2 separate regions of the Homo sapiens genome follow, and region 2 is linked to region 1. A link is a contact called in ENCODE Hi-C data. All regions are on one chromosome and are shown on one strand. The core of a region is the stretch at or near the end of the contact, and the rest is flanking DNA. Distances in the headings are between cores, read along the strand shown.

Region 1 (6,862 bases), core at 3,767-6,266:
TTCAGAAAAGAAGGCGTCCTCACCCTCCATCTTTTCAGCTCTGCTAGCTAAATGCAATGGCAAGGTCATGGTTCTGTGAAAATCCCCCGAGGAGGAGTAAGCTCAGGACATATCAAGCTATTGCAGAGACACAGTGGATATGGTCTACCTTGCAAGATGTCCTTAAGCACATCAGGAGAGGGATATGGGATAGCACGAGATAGTCCCTAGGATGAGTGATGTTGAAATAGATCCTTTTCAGCACTTTTAATAAACATTTACTGGATTTCTAGTGTGACACAACCATCTGCCTTAAGCATGGACAGAATTAAGCTCAGTCTCTGTTCCCTAGAATCTCATAATCTATTCAAGAAAGAGAAAAGCAACCATACTTCAATGTTGTCAGTTAGAGTAGATAAACGTTCTGCGGAAACAATGACTCCTCCTTTGCCTCCTTTCCCATCTTCTGAAAAAGGATCAGGGAAAGTCATAGAAAGGTAATGTTTAGAGCCTGTTTTGGAAGGATGGAGAGACGTTCACCAGGAAGAGAAGAGCAACTTGAAACAGGAAGAATCATAGCAAAGAGGCATGAAATTGAATGGAGGGGCAGAAAATGACAAATAGTAGTCCAATGTGACTACAGAGTAGTCAGGGAATCAGAGACAAGACTGCAAAGATAGTCCTGGTTTCAACTATGATGGGTCTTATGTATCAGGCTAAAGGAATTGATCTTTATTTCATAGGCAGTGGGGAGGCAGCAAAGGGCTGTAAATAGAAAAACTGTATGATTGGGTCTCTTTTATATCACATTGGAGGTCACAGAGGTTAAGTATGGAAGGGGCAGAACTGGACCCTTGAAAGAGCACTTAGAAGACACAGAGATGAGGGTTAGTCTAGTGGCCTTCTCTGGGGTATGGTATGGTGAGCATTAGATACCGATGTCAGAGATACTTAGATGCTAGTAATATTTTTTACCCAATAGAAAAAATTAATTTAATATTCATCAGAGCTATTAAGTATGTATTATATACTTGGTTCTTAATGTGTTCAGGACTTAGAGCAACATGGAAAATAATAACACATTACCTCTGCTTTGTAAGGAACTCAGTCTAATCAGAAGCAAACTGTATATGCATGAAAAGTAAAGTAACAAGATACTGCACTAAGTATCAAATGGGTGTTACAGCAAATTAGTGCAATAATAGTTAAAAGGAAAGAGGAATAAGGACTGGCTGTGATTGTCAGGAGGAGGTAGGACTGAGGTTGGTTCTGAAAAATGGGAAGAATCTGGAGAGGCATGAATTCACAGATAACTAAAACAGATGGACAAATAAATAAATTTCAGTATAGTGTGATGTGACAATAGCAGCATGCTTGGGGATCACAGAGAGGTCCACACAAATCAGAAATGTATGATTGGGAGAAGGTTTAAGAAAGGCTTTTCAGAAAAGATATCCCTTGATCTGAGTTTTAGTGGACAAGTAGAGACAGCTAGATTAAAAGGAGAAAGAGCCACATATGCAAAGGAACAGAGCCATTAAGAACTTGAGTTCGGGCAAGCAGATGGGGGCTGCAAATATTGCACAGGGATAAAGGGATAGATTACTTTGTCTCTGATTCCCTGACTCCTCTGTAGTCACGTTGGATGTGTGTGTGGGACAGGCAGGAAACAAGGCTAGAAAGGGGCAGAAGGACCAAAAGTTTCTAACCTTTTGGTGAAGGACCAAAATTTGGTGAAGGACCAAATATAAGGAGCTTAAATTTTATCATGAAAGGTATTGGAGTATGGTAAGCTTGAGGGTGAGGAGTGACATGATCAGATTTGTATTTTAGAAAGATCATTCCAGAAATAGTATAGAACTACTTTGAGGTGTCTGACTAGATGGTGATATCATTCACTAAGGGAACACAGGAGGACCAGATTGGGAAGAAAGGTTTTGAGTTCAAATTTTTCATGTGTTGAACTTGAAGTGTGTATTTGTAACACACAAACTTGGTGGCTTTAAACAACAGAAATTTGTTGTCTTACAGTTCCAGAGGTTAGAAGTAAGAAATCAGAGCCTTCTGGAGGCTCTAAGCGTATATCTGCTCCATCCCTCTTTCTTAGCTTCTGGTAGCGGTTGGCAATTATTGGTATTCCTTGCCTAGTAGAGTGATCACTCCAATCTCTGCTTCTATGTTCATATCATCTTAGTGTATGTTGCCATTCTGTCCTCTTATAAGGATAAGGGCTCATCCTAAATTCAGAGTGATCTCAAGATCCTTAAAAACATCTGTCTTAGTTCATTTGGGCTGCTATAACAGAATATGGACTAGGTGGCTTATAAACAACAGAGCTTTATTTCTCACAGTTTTGGAGGTTGGGACATCCAAGATCAACATGCTTAGAGATTTAGTGTCTGGTGAAGGCCTGTTTCCTGATTCATAGATGTCACTGTGTCCTCACATGGTGGAAGAAACAAACCAATTCTCTTGGATCTATTTTATAAAGGCACTAATCCTATTCATGAGAACTAATCATGAATAGTGATAGCTAATCACCCATCATTTCCTTCTATGATGTGAATGTGTCCCCAAAAATTCATGTTCGGAAATTTAATCTCCAATGCAACAGCATTGGGTGGTGTTGCCTTTTGAGAGCTGTTCAGGTCATAGGGGCTTGGCATTCCTCCCCTCAGGATGACAAGGTGTTCAAGGTAACATCCTGGAAACAGAGACCAGACCCTCATCAGACAACTGAACCTGCTTGGACTTCTCAGCCTCCAGAACTGTGGGAAAATAATTTTTTGTGCTTTATAAATTCTTCACTCTCAGATGGTCTGTTATAGAAGCACAAAGTGGACTAAGTCAGCTTCTAAAGGCCCTACCTCCTAATATCATCACACTGGGGGCTAAGATTTCCACATGTGAAATATTCAGGGGAGACACAAACATTCATTCTATAGCAATCTGCAAAGACTCTGTTTCAAAGTAACACCACGTTCACAGATACTGGAGGTTAGGACTTGGATATGCCTTTTTGCAGGGCACTATTCAAACCACTGCAAAGTGAACAAAGGTGTAAGTGTCTTCATAATCTGACTCATACTCCAGCCCTGGGGACCTGTGTTTTGTGCTTCCAAATGCTAATATCATGCAACAGTCAAAAGAAAGAGCAAAATTAAAGGCTGTGATGTATGGTAGAAAGAGCAAAGACTAGTCAGATGGACCTAGATTCAATACTGGCTCTTTAGGAGTTGAAAAGATGGTCAGCCATTTAACCTCTACAAGCCTTGATTTCTTCATTTGTAAAAGAGGCATTGCCAGGCACAGAGTTGACTTTAAATGTCATTATTTCAGGGGAAAAAAGGCTGACAATAGTACATTTGAAAATAACCCACATTAAAATGTGGTCATGTGAGTGAATTGGATCTCTTTAAAAGAGAATAGAAATTGGCATTAAGAATAGTGGGATGTCCTGTCAGAGATGGACATCAGCGATGAGGAAAGAATCCAAGAGAAGGTGATATTCAAATAGCCAAAGGAGCATTTGGTTTCAGGAAAATTGGCTACCAGGTATCTCACCACCTAAGTGGGAGGGAGGTTGGCAAAATCAAGTCAGGGCTTAGAAATTGGGATACTGGGCAGATTTCTAAGATATCTATTAAGTTTAATTACTGTGCTAGACATTGGAGATTAAACGATGAGTAAGACACCTACCTTCCAGATAGAACACACCATCTTTTGAATGAAATCAGCAGGTAGACAAGATAAAAATACAATGCAATCTGAAGTGCTAGAAAAGGCTAGGCACACAGTTAAGGAACAGATCTGTGGGAGCCTCTGAAGCCTTTAGAGAAAATATGACGTTTGAATAGAATAGTTCTTGAAGGATGAATAAGAGTGCGCGTGCCAGGGAAGAAGAACTTTCCCAGCAGAGAGAAAAACGCAAAGCTTAGGAATTAAGGACTAGAAGATAGGAACTCAGAATCAGTTAAAAGCCCAGTTGTGCAAATTGATCAATGAGACCACAGGCAGAATATTAACACAGAGCCTTACTGCTGACTCCTGCATCATTGGGCTTTAACTTAGAATTTTCCTGCCTAAAATGCATGTTTGTCCCACAGACTCAGAGAGGAGTGAGTCTAGAGATATGAGTCAAGTGGTTCCAGCATTTAGGAAAAAAGAAATGCAGAGAGACTGATGACCAGCTAGGTACTGACTCCCACTGAATTAGACAGTACTAGGGCCCAAAGGTGCTTATTAGAAGTGATTCAGCTACATGAGGAACAGTTGCTATTGACTTCACTGCATTTTTTTTCAGCTAAAATAATTATTGGATTATATCTACAACAGGGAACAATGAATGTCTACTCAAGTAACTCGTACATTTGAGTGGCTTCCCGGTGTTCAGTAAATGTCCGTTCAATTAGGTTCCCGAGGATATACATGGTAACACTATCTCCAACACTAAATGAAAAATCCATCCCCAGTATCGCAGGATAAAAACATCAGACTTCATAGGCCTCCGAAGTCAAGCAGCCCGAAGGATTCAACGTCCTCCTTGAGGACTCTCAGTCTTCAAGACTCCAGCCACCTAAGTGACCACTCGTTCACTTCTGCCCACGCAGTCACCACGCCGGTCCGCGTCCACTTGTGGTCTCGATATCGGCCCCTCCCACCCTAGCCAAGGAGACCTTGGTCCGAGAAACAAAGAGAGCCTCACAGCTCCGGATGGCACCGATCTTTCAGCGATGGGGAACAAAGGGGAAGGGGAGAAGCGTCCTCGATTTTTGAGGGTGCCCTTTCTGAGGAATCTGCAGGCGGCCCGGGGTGGAGCGGAATCCCCATAGGCCCCTTCTGGCCCCTGTGCAATACAACGCGCCCCAGGCCAAGGTCCTAGGTGCAGGGGCCGCCGCAGAGCCTGAGCCCGCAGGGCTGGGATGCGGGTCGTCAGGGATGCGGGCTGGGGAGGGGAGGGTGTGAGCAGCGGGTGCCCCCAGTCCCCGCCAGGGCGCAAGCGCAGGCGCGCAGGGTGCGGTCGCGGAGGGGCGGGCACAGTCGGGCGGGGAGCTCGGCGGCGGCGGGCGCGGGAAGATGGCGGCAGCGGCGGCGGCGGCTGCAGAACAGGTCTGTGAGTACCGCCGCGGCCGCGGGCTGGAGGAGCGGGGGAGGCCGCGTCCTGCCGGCTGGGCCCGCGGGAGCCCTGGCCGGGGGTGCGGGGGGCGCGGGCCGCAGGGTCTGGGTTCGGCGGGGCCGATCGGGGCGGGGCGGGGCGGGAGGAGCTGTGCCCCGCCGAGGATGCTGGCACAAGCTAGGGACCAGGAGCCAGGGGCGGCCTCGGGCTCGGCCCGGCCTGGCTGATCCTCGGAGGGGGTGAGGAGGGGTCTCCTTCCGGAGAGCCTGGGAGGCGGTCGAGCCAGCCTGGAAGCCTGCGCTGGGACGTGCCAGGGACGTACCCCGTTCAGCCGCCAGCAGAGATTTGGATAAAAATAACCGCAGCCCCAGCGAGAAGGCTCCTCTTACAAGAAACGGGTCAGCTGTTGCCCCGGTGTCAGCTTGCCATCTTTGTTTTTTGTTTCTGCCATCTCCAATATGCAGACATCCCAGATTTCCCCTCACGCTTTGGTTTTTGAAGATTTAGTCACCAGTCTAAAACTATCTCCTGTTCACTTTTAAAAATGATTTATCCAAGATTTCCTGACCTGCATTGTAAACTTGTAACTTAGAATGGTTTAAAAGGCTCCTCATCCCCCCAAAATCTAGTTATACGTATGCATACATGTACATGCATATGTGTGTGTGTTAATATATACATACACGTAATCGCTAGGGTGATTTATTGTAATACAGATAATTTTCAGTAACTTTCCCCCTTACCTAACTTACTTTTCCTTTGAACAATTATAGTAGTTTCTCTTTAAAAAGTCTCATTCTAAAACATTGTTGAAAAAAATGAGTCAAGTTTTGACCTTTGGAACGATTTTCTTAGATAATTAACTTTTTAGAGACCTATTAGATATATGTCACTGGAGGGCTCATTCTGAAGATAAAAGACGTAAAATCTCTCTTCAAGGAGCTTAAAGTCATACAGCCAAATACATGCAGAAAAAATCAGCTAAAGACAATAGGCAGGCTGCAGATTTGTAACAGTAAAATAAAACATAGAGGAATGAGTGAAACTGAAAGGAGACAAAACTTCTTGGAGTTGGTATTTAAATTGTGCCTTGGCTTTCCTCATTTCCCGCCTAAGTTATCAGCTTCTGTTTCAGATGATTGTTTTTCCATCTGGTTCTATTTTTGCTTTACACATAAGTGGGGCAGTCTGATCCGTTACTCAGTCTCCACTTCAAATTTACGCATTACGTCTCCAGCCCTGAACTTAACTGAATTTTCCATAGGCACCTCAAACTCAAAAATGTTCAAAACTGGACTCTGTCATACTTACTATTAAAAAGGCTACAACCATCCATTCACTTGTTTAACCTAGCCAGAAACTTAGGACCAAGGCCATTTTAAGGGAGCTGAGAAGGACCTGCACTTGGTTTAATGTTCTGCTGTCCTGGGCTTGAGATTTAAACAGTGAGCCCCACATTTTCTTTTCCCCCTGGGCCCCACAAATTATATAGCCAGTCCTATTTGGGAGTCATCTTCGACCCCTTTGTGCCACACTCATATCCAAACAATCACGAGATCCTGACAGTTCTACCTCTTAACACCTTTCCCCAGACTTCAGCTTCAAAGTCAAACCTCAGTCAGTACCTCATTGGGACTCTTAGAGAAACCTGCTGTTGATATCTTCACTTCTAGGCTCTTCAGTTCCAGTTCATCTCTTTTTGGAGTGATTTTACTACAATGCAAATCTGATTGTATAGGAAACCTATTTTAACTCTTCAGTAGTTCC
Region 2 (7,457 bases), core at 3,710-6,209, 2.2 Mb before region 1:
ACTGCTGTTGAAAATGGCTAAATCTCCTCGGGACCCCAGGAGAATTCGGGGACATCTCCCCATCATCCCCATCATCATCCCCATCACCGGGAGCTGGTGCGCCGGGGCAGCGGGGCTTCGGGAAGACGTCTTCGGAGCCGGGAAGACGACGCTGCTGGGCTAGGCCGCAGAGGCTCAGCCGGACTCGCTACTAGGGTTCTGTGCAACCCACGCTCTCGCCACCTCAGCATTTCCGCCCCCTCGGGGCAGGGGGACCGCCTGGACCTCGACGCCGTTCCCGGGCCGCGCTGTCCTATCTGTCCGCGCGCCACCGCCGCCCCCATAAACCAGCCTGGCGAGGGCCGCGACGGCCGCGCAGCTGATTGGAAACGACTGTTACCGTTGCACAATAACGCAGGGTCGTAAAACAAACAAACAGCAACAGGCCGCCCGCGGGGCAAGGGAGCTGGCGAGGGGCTGGAACGCAGAAGACGGCGCCTGCCCCCCAAGAACGCACGGGACCCGTCCTCCTCCACACTCCCCTGCTTCTCCCACATTGAATTACAAGGACGTCCCATTCTCAATCCAAACCCAGAGACCTCGGCCCCCTCTCGTCCACCCGGCGCCTCCCGGGCCCACACAGAGCCTGCGAGGAGTCCACTGGCTGCCCGGAGGAGGGGAAAGGTGACCCAGATTAGCCTCCGCTCCGGGCCCCCGGGGTTCCAGCGCTGCGCTCCACTGAGATAGCGGCGCCGACCGCCCGGGGCTGGGGAAAGCGGGATGCGTCCCCGGAGCCCACTAGAGGGCGCGACAGCCCCGCGAATCTTACCCGGCTCGCCAGCTAGCTCGCCCGCAGCCCAGGCTCCTGGTCCCCGACAGCGCAGCCGGGAGTGCTGCGCGCAGACTTCGCCCGGGAGGCTCTGCGCTCGGACTGTCCAGCCCCCGCCACTGTCCGGCTTCTGACCCCGGGACCCAGAGGAACACTGCGCGGTCCGCTCTCCCTCCCACCTCCACCAAGTCCTCGGCGGCTTGGTTGTCCCGGGGTTGGCGGCGATGCCCAGCCGCTCCGGGGACCTGCGCCCCTGCGCCCCTGCGCGCCGCGCTCTGAACCTCAGAGCTGCAGAGGCCGCTGCGCCCCAGGCACGACGCTCTGCGTTTGCATTGTTTTCAACTGAGACCCGAGAGGGGGCCGGGCGGGTGTGGAGAGAGGGGGGAGAGCGGGAAGAGAATCCGGGCGGGTGGGGGGAAAGGGGCCGAGGGGTTTAGGGTTACAGGAGCTCGCCAGCGCCTCCTATGGGCACGAGAGCCGCACGGCCGTGGGTAGCGGCTCACCGGGAATGCTGAGGAGAGCTAGCATGCGCCCTCTCGGCATTTAAGAACCGTTCCTGGCCGGGCGCGGTGGCTTACGCCTGTAAATCCCAGCACTTTGGGAGGCCGAGGTGGGCGGATCACCTGAGGTCAGGAGTTCGAGACCAGCATGGCCAATATGGTGAAACCCCGTCTCTACTAAAAATACAAAAATTAGCCTGGCGTGGTGGCGGGCACCTGTAATCCCAGTTACTCGGGAGGCTGAGGCAGGAGAATCGCTTGAACCTGGGAGGCAGAGGTTGCAGTGAGCCGAGATCGCACCACTGCACTTCAGCCTGGGCGACAGAGCGAGACTCTTGTCACACACACACACAAAAGTGCCTTCTGGTGCCACCTTGCCCGACACGCGCCATAGCCGCCTCTGCCCCCTCAAGAGTCCGCGCCCACCCGCGCTTGTCGCTCCCCTTTCGCGGGGGCCGAGAAACTGCAGTAGGAGGCAGGGAAGGAGGCGCCCCAAGTCGGGTTTCCCATTATTCCCTCCTACAATCTACTTTTTCAGCCCATCCCAGGTTCGCTCATTGATCAGTTTAAAACAAAAGGAAATGCCGCCGAGCCACTTCAGCAAACGACAACCATCTGGCAGAACCCGAATTAGGGGGAAGTTGGGAGAAGCCATTTGCCCCCGATCCTGCATCTTGCGCCCCAGGCGAGACCGAAAGATTATCTGCCGCCCCAAGGCTGATGCTGCGGTTGGACCCGGCGAGTTAGACCCGGGGAACCCTGAGACCCACACCTTTCGGTCACCGATCCGGCTTTTAGCTCTTTTCCTAGAATTGTCACTTTTCCACCAGCAACGTATAACCTGGTCGCAGCTCCCCGGAGGTCAAAGGGAGTACTTCCCTGTGGGGTCTGCAGGAAGGCGCTGGCCACCACGTCCCCAAAACGCGTCCCGCCGCTGCGCGCCGCCCACGGTCCGTCCCCAGGAGGCACAAAATGGGCCCGCCTCGGCGCCAGACGTGTTTGCAGCTGGAAAGCCCGGCCCAATGCCCCTCCCCCTGCATCCCTCCTCAGTCCGCGTCCCGAGAGGAAACTGGCCCAGGGGCGCAGAGCTGGGAGCCTGGGATCTCCTTCAAGTCCTTCTCGATCTAAGGATTTAAACAAGAGCCAGGGCACCGGGGGCTAACGACGGGTTCATTCTTGGCTTCCCCTCACTCTTGTGAACGAGGTCCAGCTGCACTTGGGTCAACCCAAAACTGCAAGCTCCGAAGCAGGGCCTGACCAGGGCGTCAAAGCGAGCCTGGTCGGCCTTGCGCCTGTCGGGGAGTCGAGGCAGGGCCTCCTCATCTTGAGGGTTGTGGAAAGGAGGAGGCCGAGGAGAAAGGGAGAAGAGGGGATGCAATTCAGCAGTGCCGGGGTCCAGGTTGACCAGATTAGGGGTCGGGGATGGGACAGCGCGGCGGCTGGGGAGGTGCGCACGCCCGGAGAGCCCCTTCCTCCCCTCCTGTGGCTCCGGGGATGTTTGTCCGGTGAGATGCACTGCGGAGGACTGTCGTGCGTTTGCCCTGGATGCTCCCTGCTCCAAAAATCTGTCTAGTTCTTGTCAGGAGCGACCGCGGCGAGGCGAGTCGGTCCAAAACATTGAGCAATTTGGCCTCGGAGCCAAAAAGCCATTTCCCACACCGCCCAGCCCGCGGCTTTTCGGACGCGGGGCGGTAGGGACCTGATATGGGCCCCATCCATGCTTGCCTCCCACCCAGGAAGATGGAGTGAGTGGCAAGTTCTTCCAGGCACTCCTTGCGCACATCCTGAGGTCTTAGCACAATTCGGGGAGCGAAGTGCGGGACCGGCGCTCTGGCTGCGGGAGGGATGCACAACGCACAGCCTGCCAGGCCAGCAAGTCCTTCCCGACCAAGACGCGAGGCCAGGCCATCGGCAGCTCTCGCACACCTGGCCCGGCCCAGGCTCCTGGCTCCCTCTGGCAACGTACTCGGGTTGGGCCACACTCGTCGCTCCGACCTGGCCGACACCCTCCCGGAATAGAACAGCTGATCCCACATATTCAATGCCAAATGGACGCCGCCCGCTCCCTGGGCGCAGCCGGGCGGAGTTAATTTCGTGTGTAAATCTGGTTTCCATGGGGGTAGACAGCAGAGGAAGGAGAAGTACGCACAGACGGCTCTGAAGCCGGCAGGGAGAGGAATGGAAAAAAGGCCAACTAGAGAGGACCGAGCAGCGCTGGGCGAGCTCAGACGGCAAGTGCCACGCACCCCCGCGCGGAGAAGGGTGCCGGGTAGGGGGTGTCCAGGGCTCGGGTGCCCGGAGGGAGAATATGGTTTACCTCCCACCTTTCTGTCTTACCTGCAAACAAGTTTCCCCAGTTCCAAGTCGTCCCTAACTTCCTCACAAGAAGTTCGGCACCTTCCTGGAGACCTTTCCTCTCTTCCTGCCTGCGGCCAGAACTGAGCGAAAGCAGAGCCCCCGGGCAATGCAGAAATGATTCCACCGAGGAGGGGGCGCGGGAAGACAGGCGGGGGCGGGGGCCACGGAGCACAATGAGGGCCCCTTGGTGTGCGGTTCGAAATTCCTCAAATCCCAGTTGCTGGAATGCGAGGCGACGACGACTTCTTCACTCAGGGCCAAATGTGTTTGTCATTATTCCAGACCGCCCGCCCGCGCCGCCGCTGTCGCCCCCGCGCTAGGGCGTGCAACCCGAGCACACTGCCCGGCAGGCACCCGCTCTCCCTGGCACCTCACTGACCCAACAAACCGCTCCAGAGCGCCCCAAACCCTTGCCCACGCCCGCGCGCCTCTGCTTGTCCCGCAGCCGCCTCACCGCCGCGCCAAATCTGGCCCCGACTCTCTCCCAGAGCAGCGCCGTCCAGTAATCACGCGCATTCGGCCGGCTCCCTGTGCTGTAGGCCAACACCGAGGTCCGGTCTCCAGCCGAGCCCAGCCCGCCTCCTGCGCCCCGCAACCCCTTCGCGCGCCCCCCTCCACGCTCCCCTCCACGCTCCCCTCTCCCCACCTCCCCCTGGTCCCCCAGCCGCGCTCCACACCATGGGCTGCAGCGCTGTCCCGCCAAACCGCAGGCGAGGAATGAAAACACTCATTTAAAACCTGTCGCCTTCCAGGACCCACTGCCAAGAAGAGGGCAAACACCTCTGCCTCCACCCCCAGTTCCTTGGTGTTCGGCCCAGTATTCACGAACACCACCCCCACTCCCAAAAGAAACCTCAAAAATGTAAGCCTAAACAATTTCTTTGGGAGGCCATAGGGTTGTTAGAAAAACATTGTTTTTAAAAATAGGTCTGGAAAATGTGTGTTTAAAAAAAATACCTAGACTTTCTAACTCTATGGTTATCTCCCACCCGTCCCCAAGTGAAGTTTATTCCGAAAAAAAAAAATTACTCTCTGGACACACAACTGGAATCCAGCTCCTTTTTTTTTTTCTTGTCGCCCAAAGTTTGAAGTTACTTCGCTTTCTCCAGTCCCAGAGTCTGATCAGGGACTTCCCTTATAAACAAAAAATCATTTTTTCTTTTCCCTTACCTTCTCCTCCGATGTTATTCCGCAATGAATGTCCCACACATGGAGTAAAGAGCGTGCCCACGGCCTCCAATGATCTCTTGCAGTCTCCTCCTCTGTTTCTCTCCCTGTAGCTCCAACAGTAATGGGCTCAAAAACCGCGTTTTGTAATTGATTCAATGTTATAGTCCATCCTTCTAAAACTAATCATTTGCTCTAAGTAAATAGCTGTCAGGAAATAAGCCCCCCCTCAACCTTGGTCTCTTCAAAATAAAAGTTTCTCTCAAACTCCCTGCGCTCCGAATCTCCCAGTGTCCAGATTGCGCCTTCGCTTTTTGCTCTTACGCAATCAGGGGGTCCAGTCCCAACCCCCAGACTTCGACAACAACTGGGGGGCGGGGAGAAGCAGACCAGATGGGATGGGGGGTGGTGGAAGGGGGAGGTGTTGGTGCTCTGCCGGGAAAGAGGTTTTGTGAAACTACAAACAGCCCATCATTTCCAGAATGAGTTTGCCTCCCCATTTTGGGGTTATTTTCTTAGACTGCTATAGTTTTGTATTCTCTTTGAAAAGAAGAAAAGGAACATACAAAATTGCATTTAATACCCAGAGAGAATATAAATCTAGAATCAAGAAATGTCCCTTCTACAAACTCGGCCCAACGAGAAATAGGGCCCTCGGGAGAAATCTCCAAGCGGTTGCGCCGTTTTGAACTAGGGGTCTTTTAGGGGAAGGGCTATATAGTTGCTAGTTATTTAATAGGATTGGGCAAACTGTTGAGTCCAATATGACAATGATGGGTTTTTGTTTTGTGTGGTGTGTGTGTGTGTACAAGACTGGGTGGTCTGAAATACGGTACAAAGAAAAGAGGGTCTGTGTAGGTTTGGAACGTTCTCCGATAGAACGACCTTTACTCCCTTGAAGTCACTTATCTGGTCGTGCCTTTGTTTTCGGGGTTATCTGGGCGAGGTTGCCCTGGCTTCTATCTCGCATACAAAAAAAGCTCAAGCTTGGGCGTTTGAGGAATCGTACCACCGCCTCCGCGTCGTGGGGGAGGATGCCTTTTGATTCTCCCTCCGTTCCCTCCCGCCGCGTGGGTCGAACCCTACGAATTCCTTGGAATTGACAGCTGAGCCCCAAACCCTGCGCCCAAGGCGAGAGGCCAGTGTCGGGAGGAAACGATCCTGCCGGCGAGGGAAAGGGGGCGCTGATGCTCCAGGAACCAGACCTGGGCAGAGTGGGGCTTCCCAGCGACAGCGGGGGAGGGGAGCGCGTTCACCTTCATCGCTCTCTGATTTTTGAATTCTCCTGTTGGGGTTGGGGGTCATCCTTCATCCTTCTCCCTCAACCCCACCCCAACACACGCACTCTGAAAATGGCCAAAGTGGCCAGGTTGGGACTGGCATGTCCAACAGCCGTCTCCTCCTTCACCAGGAGGGTGGACACAGTGCAGTGGACAGGGGAGAGTCACAGAGAAGTACTCCAACGGGCGCGGTGCTGTGCCTAACCAGGACAGGATCTTGGGATGTCAGCCTCGAAAACAGGGCGCCTGGGGCTGCGCTGGGGGTCCCATTGCCGCAGTTCTTCTACGCGACCCGCTCTCGTGCATCTTCAGCTTGGGTGACTGCACCGCTCGCTATTACTTCCACATGTCCCTTCAGGAAATCATTGAAGGCAAATATATGAACAGCCCCTTGTTCGGAATGCTAACAGGATACCGTAATGTTTGTAGAAAATGAGCGGGAACAAACGATCCCCCCAAAAATCAGAGTGCGGAATAAAAGGCAAAAGCGGGTGCTGGGCCACATGCTGTTAAGTTGAGAACCGGGTTTTTAGGCTAGTTGCCCCAGAGGGTAGGAGGCGAGACAGACAGCCTACCCAGAGGGGCTGCTTTGCTTCGGCGACACTGTTAGTCCGGTCAAGCCAGGGTCTTCCGTCCGCAGGGCCCCAGCGCTCTCCGCCCACAAATGGTAACTTCACAGTTCATTTCAGAGCCGTTTAATGGGGCCCGAGAAGCAGTCCGGGCGGGAGTGTCTCCAGGCAGCGACTCCTCGGGAGTTTAAAGCAGAAAGCAATGGATGAGCAAGCGAGCACCCAGTTGTCCTTCTGGTAGTAATTACCTGCCTAATTTGAATGATGCCTTTGTTATGATCATTAACAAACATTTGCTAAAGGTTTCCATGTGTGACATTCTGGAAGGTTTAAAGGCCTGAGGAGCTGACTCCAGGGATAGTGCCCCGGTGGGGGGTGGCGCAAGAAAGCAAATGGTTGGGGGAAAATTTTGCGGAGAGACTGTGCAAAGAAGAGAGGTCAACATCTGCCTCCTCTGCAAAAGCAAAATAAACCCAGTGGTCAGGAGCAACCTCCGGACAGGAGGCCCTCGAACCGAGGCGGTTGGTTCCTTAAACCGAGTCCTGCCCCCACAGCCCCCGCCCCTACCACTGCTCATAGGCGGGTTTGAATCCTGTTTTCCGCCTTCTAAGGCTGGTCCGAGGCTGGTTCGGGAGAAGTCGGGTCTGCGCCCGGCAGTCAGTCCGGGGCGTCGGGGGAAGGTGGGGCTAGTTCTTGCCGCGCTCTCCCAGTGTCGTTCTAAGATCCTTCGAGATCGGTCCCACGACGCCCCGGGTCCTGGGTGGTCCCGGAGCCG

The links. Hi-C counts contacts between places; a loop is a spot of excess contacts on that map. Pooled maps may share reads with other maps.
Region 2: a loop to region 1 is called in a map of naive thymus-derived CD4-positive, alpha-beta T cell, with 8 times the contacts of the local background. The contact joins the promoter of PDGFRA here to the promoter of SGCB in region 1. A Hi-C loop is called at or near these places in 2 of 168 maps with a recorded cell type or tissue (CD8-positive, alpha-beta T cell and naive thymus-derived CD4-positive, alpha-beta T cell), 1 of 37 single-sample maps with no recorded cell type and 12 of 50 pooled maps.

Annotation. Positions count from the first base shown.
Region 1 is chr4:52,036,453-52,043,314 of GRCh38, reverse strand. SGCB (sarcoglycan beta) reads left to right here and starts at 5,016. Exons shown (of 6, transcript NM_000232.5): 1 at 5,016-5,088. The coding sequence starts at 5,056. RefSeq lists a silencer at 4,804-5,243 and an enhancer at 5,484-5,603.
Region 2 is chr4:54,226,795-54,234,251 of GRCh38, reverse strand. It overlaps PDGFRA (platelet derived growth factor receptor alpha), which reads right to left and starts at 4,959. Exons shown (of 23, transcript NM_006206.6): 1 at 4,837-4,959. RefSeq lists enhancers at 449-568, 379-929, 5,661-6,486, 7,315-7,457 and a silencer at 789-898.